Linked DNA regions of Homo sapiens: region 1 is linked to region 2. Evidence: read pairs that join two places in POLR2A ChIA-PET (ENCODE). Cell type or tissue: MCF 10A. All regions are shown on one strand.

Evidence for each region. ChIA-PET counts read pairs that join two places held together with the same protein. Peaks named below come from ENCODE experiments on the same cell type or tissue, not always from the same donor. Only the 100,000 strongest peaks of a DNase experiment are listed, where the experiment ranks them.
Region 1: POLR2A ChIA-PET joins it to region 2 with 5 read pairs; 1 of 35 experiments calls an interaction of 5 or more read pairs at or near these places.

What each region holds. Positions count from the first base shown.
Region 1 is chr1:165,171,676-165,175,675 of GRCh38, forward strand. No RefSeq gene overlaps it. Among named protein-coding and RNA genes, the nearest start is that of LMX1A-AS2, 30 kb to the right of the region's middle. In MCF 10A, no CTCF peak of the experiment used is centred here; a DNase peak (open chromatin) is centred at 1,916.
Region 2 is chr1:165,115,362-165,119,361 of GRCh38, forward strand. No RefSeq gene overlaps it. Among named protein-coding and RNA genes, the nearest start is that of LMX1A-AS2, 87 kb to the right of the region's middle. In MCF 10A, no CTCF peak of the experiment used is centred here; a DNase peak (open chromatin) is centred at 1,540.

The DNA of each region.
Region 1 (4,000 bases), 56 kb after region 2:
TCTATCAAGTTTCATGCTTCCTCTTGATAAAAGATGTTTGGACCAAGGTAGTCATTTAAAACATTAGCTATTATCTGACAGAGAAATGAATTTAATGATGCTTCAGGAAGAGTGTAGCTGAAAGAGCAGTGGTCTGAACATCAGCAGATTTGAGGTTCCAGCCCAAAGAATGAGCTGTGGAACCCTGGGTGAATGACTTACCCTCCCCAGGCTTCAGTTTCCTCATTGAAGCAATAATAATAAGAAAATGTGAGTGTTTCTCAGGCTGCAGAGCCATATTCCTTGATGTGCTCACTGAGGGCAAACGCTGCAGTTACGCCACATCCTCCCAGAGCGTCTTGGCACATACTCTTATAATAAAGGCTCTGAGTGGTTCTAAAGTCAAGAATCAAGTTTAATTTCTCTCAATACAGCTTTCCCCAAGCCCCTTTCATTTTCCCATTCAAAAAGTATTTATTGAGCACCTACTTTGTACCAGGCAGTTTCAGGAGTCAGGATTCAGCAGGGAACAAAACACAGAAATCTCTTCCTGGAAGGAATTTACATCTAACTGGGGGAGACATAACACAAGCAAAATAAAAAATTAAAATAGATAGTATATTAAATGATGAAAAAGGTTGTGAAATACAATTAATTAGGCAAGAATATTGGACTAAAAGAAAGAGATGAGTGACTAATATTCTTTAAGAATAATTCTTATGAATATCTCTGGACCTGACTTTGTGTAAAAATACAACCTGGGAAATTATGTACTAGAATGTGTCTAAAAGGCTGTCTACTCCTAAAAACATCTGCTTGCCTGTGAATGATCACACCAGGGATCTTGCTGGTAAGTTGGGAGGTAGTTTGTCTTTGGCATCAAAACTGGCCATGCAGTCAAATCACTCCCATAATGTTACAAGCTAGTATAATTCAGTCCACTCATCCTTTGTTTGCCTAGTGCTAAGGTAGATGCTATTAGGAGACACTATAGTAGAAACCATTTCCCTTGTCCCAAGCAGCTGAGGGTCTTGCTGGATAAAATGACTGAGAAGATAATTCTTGGTCAATGTCTTCAGTGCAGTGGATGCAGTGAAATCTATTAGAGAATCATGAGGTTCGTCATCTAGTGCCCTTCATCCCTAGTAGATGACTTTGCATTGTCACCACCAAACTGGGCCTCAGTTTTGCTAGACTTCAAATGTGCATGGTAGCCTATGACCTCCAAATTTGCTTGTATTGGTGAAATGTTATGTTATAACATTCTTTGTAAGAGAGAGATTTATTCATTCGCTTAACAAACATCTATTGAACTCCCAGTGGTATTTGACCCTGGAGCCAAGATAAATAATCCAAAAATCCTTTTCTGAAAAAAAAAAATTTTTTTCATTTGGCTCCCATTTGGCTAATGTTTACTGAGCATTCACTATTTGCAAAGAACTAGTCTGAATGCTTTTTATATATAATCACAACCCTTTTATGAGCTGTATTGTAGGAGGCAGAATGACTCCTACAAGATGAGCCTCAGTAACTTTCACCTTTGTATAACGTCCATCTGTTGAATGTGGATGGAAGCTGTGAATTTGATGAGATGTCACCCTGTGGTTATGTTCTGTTCACTGGCAAAAGGGATTTTGCAGATGTAATCAAGGTCCCTAAATAGTTGGCCTTAAGAAAGGGAGATTCTCTTGGGTGAGCCTGACCTATTCAGATGAGACCCTAAAAGGGACTGGGCTCTTCCTAAAAAGACTCACAGCATGAGAGAGATTTGATGGAAGGAGATTCTCCATGGCTGGCTTTGAAGATGGAGGGGACCACACAGTGAGGGATGGTGAGCAGCATCAAGGAGCTGAGAGCAACTCCTGGCCAGCAGCCAGCAGGCAGGCAAGGACCTGAGCCCTAGAGCTCAAGGACTCGAACTCTGCCAACAACCTGAATGATCCTGGACACAGGTTGTTCCTTAATAATGCCTTCAGGTGAGAACACACCCTGGCTGACACCGTGATTGCAGCTTTGTGAGATCCTGAGCAGAGAACCCAGTCATACCATGCCCAGGCTTCTGACTTGCAGAACTAGGAGCTAATAAATGGGTATTGTTTGAAGCTGCTAAACTTGTGGTGATTTGTTGCACAGCAATAGAAAACTTGTATCTTCATTTTATGGATTGGAAAACAGAAATAGGGAGGCAAAGAACTTGAGCAAGATCATATAGCCAGCAAATGCCAGAATCAGGTTTACGAACCTATCAGGGTTGGTTCCAGAGCCTGTGCTCTTTCTTAAGCTCTGCCCTTCAGCAGGGAACTGTGCCAGTAATCAAATGTCCACAGTACAGTTTACCAAGTGCAATAACTAACATTGGTGGTTTAAAAAAAGTCATCCGGGTGCAGTGGCTCACACCTGTAATGCCAGCATTTTGGGAGGCCGAGGCGGGCAGATCACTTGAGGTCAGGAGTTCAACACCAGGCTGGCTAACATGATGAAATTCCATCTCTAAAAACAGAAACAAAAACAAAAACAAAACAAAAAACAAAACAAAAAATGGAGTGATCAACTCTATCAGGGGAGTAAATAGATACTGTCCTCTGCAGGGAGCCCATTGTTAAATATTCAAGAATTTTACAAACTGGTTGTTAAACTGTTGGCAGCTTGAGATAGGTAGGAATATTTACCTTGTGGAAAGTGGCAAATGCTACAAATCAGGTTTTGTTTTTTTAAAAAAAAATGAGAAAGAAGATTTGCCAGCACACCACTAGCACTAATGATTCTTCAGAGAAAGTGTATGAAGACTTAACATAGATCAAATGTTGTTAGAATTCTGAGAAAAGAAAGATCATTGTGTGACTGGGTCAGTGCAGAACAGCATCATGAAATATAGCAGAGTGTGGGAAGAGCCTTTCAAATGCACATTTGTAGAGTGGCCCAGAGGTGGGGAGGAATGTCACGTGTGTGAGCACCTGGAGCAGAGGGCCGTGCTGGGCACATCATTCTCCATCATGAGATGCTGGCACAGTACCGTGTCATGAGAACAGAGCGTGCTCTGCATAGGAGGGGTTTGGATGGATCCCAGCAACATACCAGATGGGGTGGGGGATGGGGCACTTACAACTGTCCATCAAGTGTGACCCAGAGGCCCAGGGCACAGTATACTGGAATGGGAAGGTGGGGATCAGGGCCCCATCAGAAAAGAAGAGTGCTAATATGAACCCAGCTTGAAACCAAGTTCATATCAGCTGGTACTGAACTGGGTGTAGCTACTCAAGGAACAGATGCTTTAATTGGACAATGGAGGCAAGAACTGCCTGAAAGAGTTTGGGTTAGTTTCTGTTCTGAGCCCACTAATGAAAAAAATACAAATTTATCAACATTTAGTTGCATACCATTTCTCAAAGCCCCATTATGCAGTGTCAAAACAACTGGTTGAAGTGAAAACATTTAAACCTTTTGCCCAGGTGTGTTGTGTACTGGGTACAATAAAAGCATTTACTGGTGTTTTTTGGTGTGCTCTACTGGACACCCCCTCTTGCACTTCTTCAGATCCTTTTGGCCTAATGACTGCAAGAGGTAGTTGACAGCTTCACATAGGTATGATTGACAATCCCACATCTCAGACCTTCATTGTTCGTCCCTTACCTCTGGCCTTTCCTGTTGACACTGTGGCTTGGACCACCTCAGAAACATACCTGAAGCCCTCAGCTGCACAATCCTGAAGTGCAAGGGAATGAATACCCCTATGGGGCAAGACTTTGAGCACTGGTAGACAGGAGTGGTGGGTAAATGCCTCCCCTTTACAACCCTGCAGATGGTCTTGAGATGCATTTCATGGGGCTTCTTAGCAAGTCTGGTGGGCTCCAGCAGTCACCTGTGCTGGGAGCCAGCTCACTCCTCCCATGCTTTGTTCTGCCTCACTCTTGCTCCCTGAAAACCTCATCTCAGTTCTGCTTTCTAGGGAACCCACGGTGAGACATGTACTAACTGGTCAAAGGTCAGACCTTAATGACCAGTTACCTGCTAGGAACAGAGG
Region 2 (4,000 bases):
AAATTCACCCACAGACTTACAGCATGTATTTACATATAGATCCCAAATAAAAAATAGAAAAATAAAACATTTTTCTGCTTCCCCAGTAGTACCTAGCACAGTGCTGAACATCAAGCAAAAGCAAAGAAACAAAAACAAAGCGTTTGAAATAGCAGGAAGAAAACATTTAACTGACCAGCTCTTTTCTGGGTAAATTTATTTTGAAAAAGCAAACATTGGCCCTTTTATCGCTCACCAAAATTTTGTTGTAAATGTCACAAACTGGAATTTGTGGCATAGCATACATAAAAAAGAAGTATCAAAAGTCAAAATATAATGCACACAAGAATGGTTACTTCTCTAAGAAAAATGTCCAAACAAGGCGTGGTGTGACCAATACTTCAAGATTAGCATAATCATTCCCATTTGACAAGGGAAGACACCAACACCTGGAGAAATTAAATGGCTTTTGTCACTAAACTAAAACCTTCTTAGCAGGGAGAATGTCTAACCCATCCCACTTGGTATCCATAATATCAGCAAAATGAATGCCTGCCTGACCCCTTGTTTTCCTCTTCCTCTTCCTGCTGCTCTTCATCTTCTCCTTCTTCTCCTCCTTCTCATTCTCCTTCTTCTTATTCTTCTCCTTCTCCTTCTCCTCCTCCTCCTCCTTCTCCTTCTCCTTTTTCTTCTTCCTCTTCTTATTCTTCTCCTCCTCCTCCTCCTCCTTCTCCTTCTCCTTCTTCTTCTTCTTCCTCTTCTTATTCTTCTCCTCCTCCTCCTCCTTCTCCTTCTCCTTCTTCTTCTTCTTCCTCTTCTTATTCTTCTCCTCCTCCTCCTCCTTCTCCTTCTTCTTCTTCTTCCTCTTCTTATTCTTCTCCTCCTCCTTCTCCTCCTCCTTCTCCTTCTCCTTCTTCTTCTTCTTCCTCTTCTTATTCTTCTCCTCCTCCTCCTCCTCCTCCTCCTTCTTCTTCTTATAATGTCAGTATGATTATCTGTCAGGGCCGGATGCCAAAAAGCATTCCTCTCACACACACTAAGAGTTCAGGCTTAATCTCATAGGCATAAATCAGCCATAAGTCTTAGTGCTGGAACAAACTTGTAACAACCTAAAACCAAGTGGAAGCATATACCCTGTTCCCAAACTGTGTTTCACATGCCCTCAGGCAGCCTCACTTATATTTAGCTTTTGAGTGACCAGGGCTAGCTTTATCTGGAAGAAAGAAAGAGTTTTTGCCTAAGAATAAACTATACAGTGGTTGACTTTCTTCAGCTATTATTTCGAGCTTGAATAGAATCAGAGTAGACTTGACCCAAGATTTCCACAAAAGCAACAAAAGCAGTTGCTCACAAATAGGAACACTTGTGTGCTTTGTGGCTAAGCTGGGGCTGGCATGCCTCTTCTCCACCTTCACCCCTTACCCTGTACGGTCTGCAGTGCAATTAACTGGTATGAGCCGCTCTCTCCAGCAGGCCATGAGCTCCTTGAAGGTAAGGATCATGCTTTGTTCGTGAATCATTCCACATATGATTCATATGATTCATAGCTGGCTCCACACACTGTGCTAGGGCCTGGAGTGACTGAGATGAGTAACACTGGTAGGGCCCTTGTGCTCACTCCGTAGACAATTCCAGTTCAGTGTCTTGAGTGCTATGATTGGGAACGTTCAGGGTGCAGTGGGGGTCACAGGGAGGCCACCCACAGTGTACTCCAGACGGTTTCTTGGAGGCAGTGAGGTCTAGGTCAAGTCTCAGTCAATCTTGAGAGATGTGTAAGAAGGCATTCTCCTTGGCATTTGGTCAATGACTTCACCCCTTCCCTACACGTCTGGTGAAGCAACAATAGGATGAAGGCGATTTGCAGAGAAGGCAGGAGGAAATATGTAAGCCAAGACTGAGAGCCACCTAGTTCCAGGCTCATTTCCCTTGAGCACCCCATTAGCTCTTCCCAAACGCCCACCCCAGAGAGAGCTCCTTTGCTTGGCTCCCCTCCAATCCCCTCCTCTGTGCCCACCTCGCTGGCTCCACCAACCTGTCCTACATGTAATGACTTAGGACTTTTTAAAGTTTCCTCCTTTTCCATCCTTACTTTTAACCCCAACAGCTTTAGTGAAAACTTGCCAGAAACAACCTGCCAGGCCAGCTGAGAGAGGGAACGGCTGGTGGCCCAGTGCTTCCCCGCCGGCCGTTCTCTCCGCAGGTGCCCGGCCCCTGCCTCCGAGTGCGCCTCGCGGAGCGCAAAGCGCTGTCACGACTCGGTGGCCGAGGTGATTAATTAGCGGCGTGGCCGTGCGGGGGACGCGTGCTGGCCTCCACATCTGCCCCGTGCCAGCAGGGGTCAATATGCGGTGTCACTGCTTTCCCTCTCACTCCCTCCAAAGCCTAATTGGCTGTGACACGCGGGCCAGCTGTTGTGAGAGGTGGAGCGCGGCGGGCGTTTTCCAGGACGGAGGCTGAGGGCAGGTTGACGGGCCTGTGGAGAATGTGTGCTGCTTCCTGCAGGCGACCACGTCTTTGTTCCAAGGCTAGGGCAGGCTGGAGGCTCTGGGCACTAGCATTCTGTTTCTTTCTCCTGGCTTTCCTCCTGGTCACAGCCAGGAGGTTGGGTACGGAGGAAAAAGGAGAAGTTTCAGGGGTCCATAAAGGGGCATCAGGCAGCACTCCTGTCCCCTGAACTACCAGAAATCTCTCCCTCTCCCCAAATGAAATCATTGTGCCACTATCAATACTGTGGAATAAATTAGATCTCATTTCTTTCTGCTTAGGAAAATATGGGCTGGGGTTGGGAAGAGAAGAGAGTGAATGGGGTAATTTTGGAAGCTTGGGCACGGGGAGAGTAAGATGCCAGGGCTGAGAGGGGATCTGCACCTCCAAGAATTGGCTTGAGCATAGGAGGGAGATAGAACAGTGCTAGGAGCAGATACAGGCCTGGTATTGGCAAAATCGCAAAGGGTTTTTTCCCAATATGATTAGAGAGGGAATACCCTTTTTAAAAAATAGTCTTGCAAAGATGTTTTAGAATATCTCCCTACTCATAACAGAAGTGTCCTGAAAACCACCCTGATGATAATATTCTAACAGAATGAGCCATGCATCTCCCTGGATTGAGGAGAAAGCAAAGGGGAAGGGTCCTAACATTTATTGAGCCCCCACAGCATGCCAGGAAGGGTCCTAAGCACTGCTCTAATCTTTGGAGAGGCTGAGATAGGCTCCTTGGTCTCTCCAGATCCCGCCACTCAGGATTGACCTAGGTGGCCAGTTTGAATGATTGGTTCATTTGTTTAATTCAGTCCACAACTTTTATGGAACCTAACTCTGGGGCAGACACTGTGATGGGCACCAAGATGAGGAGCTGGAGGAGTCTACAGGTAAGGCTAGGGAGCAAAACAAGGCAACATGACAACCCAGGGTGGGAGGTGGGATGGGAGCGTCAGGGTTAGGGTCCAGGGAGGCTTCCTGGGAAGGACATTCTGAGCTGAGTCCTGAGGCTGAGCAGGCATTCATCAGGAATCAGTGGCAGAATTTGGGCACGGAGAGAGGCAAGCTTAGACCTGGGGCAGGCCAGATCGTTAGTGCTGGGGGGCACCATAGCAATCATCTACTTCCCTCTGCTCAGTCTGGAACTCAAAGAAGGCCAAGAGCTGGGCAGGTATGGGCATTTCTCCCCCTTAACTATATGGACAAAACCTTAAGACCATCTTCCTTTTAGAGAGCTGGAGGGCTGCTTGGGCCCACAAGTGAGAAGAGGGGATTAGAGAGGGCCTGGAGGTCCCTCAACCAGTAGGACAGTAATAACCTCATTAGGAGGGAGGGGGTTTTGTGGCACAGGTAGCATCAGTTACCACCAACGGCCCTGCAGCTGACTGCATGCTGTCAGCAGTTTGAGCAGCCCATAATTGCCTTTATTGCAGAAGCTCCTGCCTCACACCTCACTTCTCATTAGCCCCCTGCCGGGCTGCCACCCTGGCAGATGAGGAAGTGCTGTTGTGTCCTCAGCCCAGCTCCACCTCCTGGACCACCA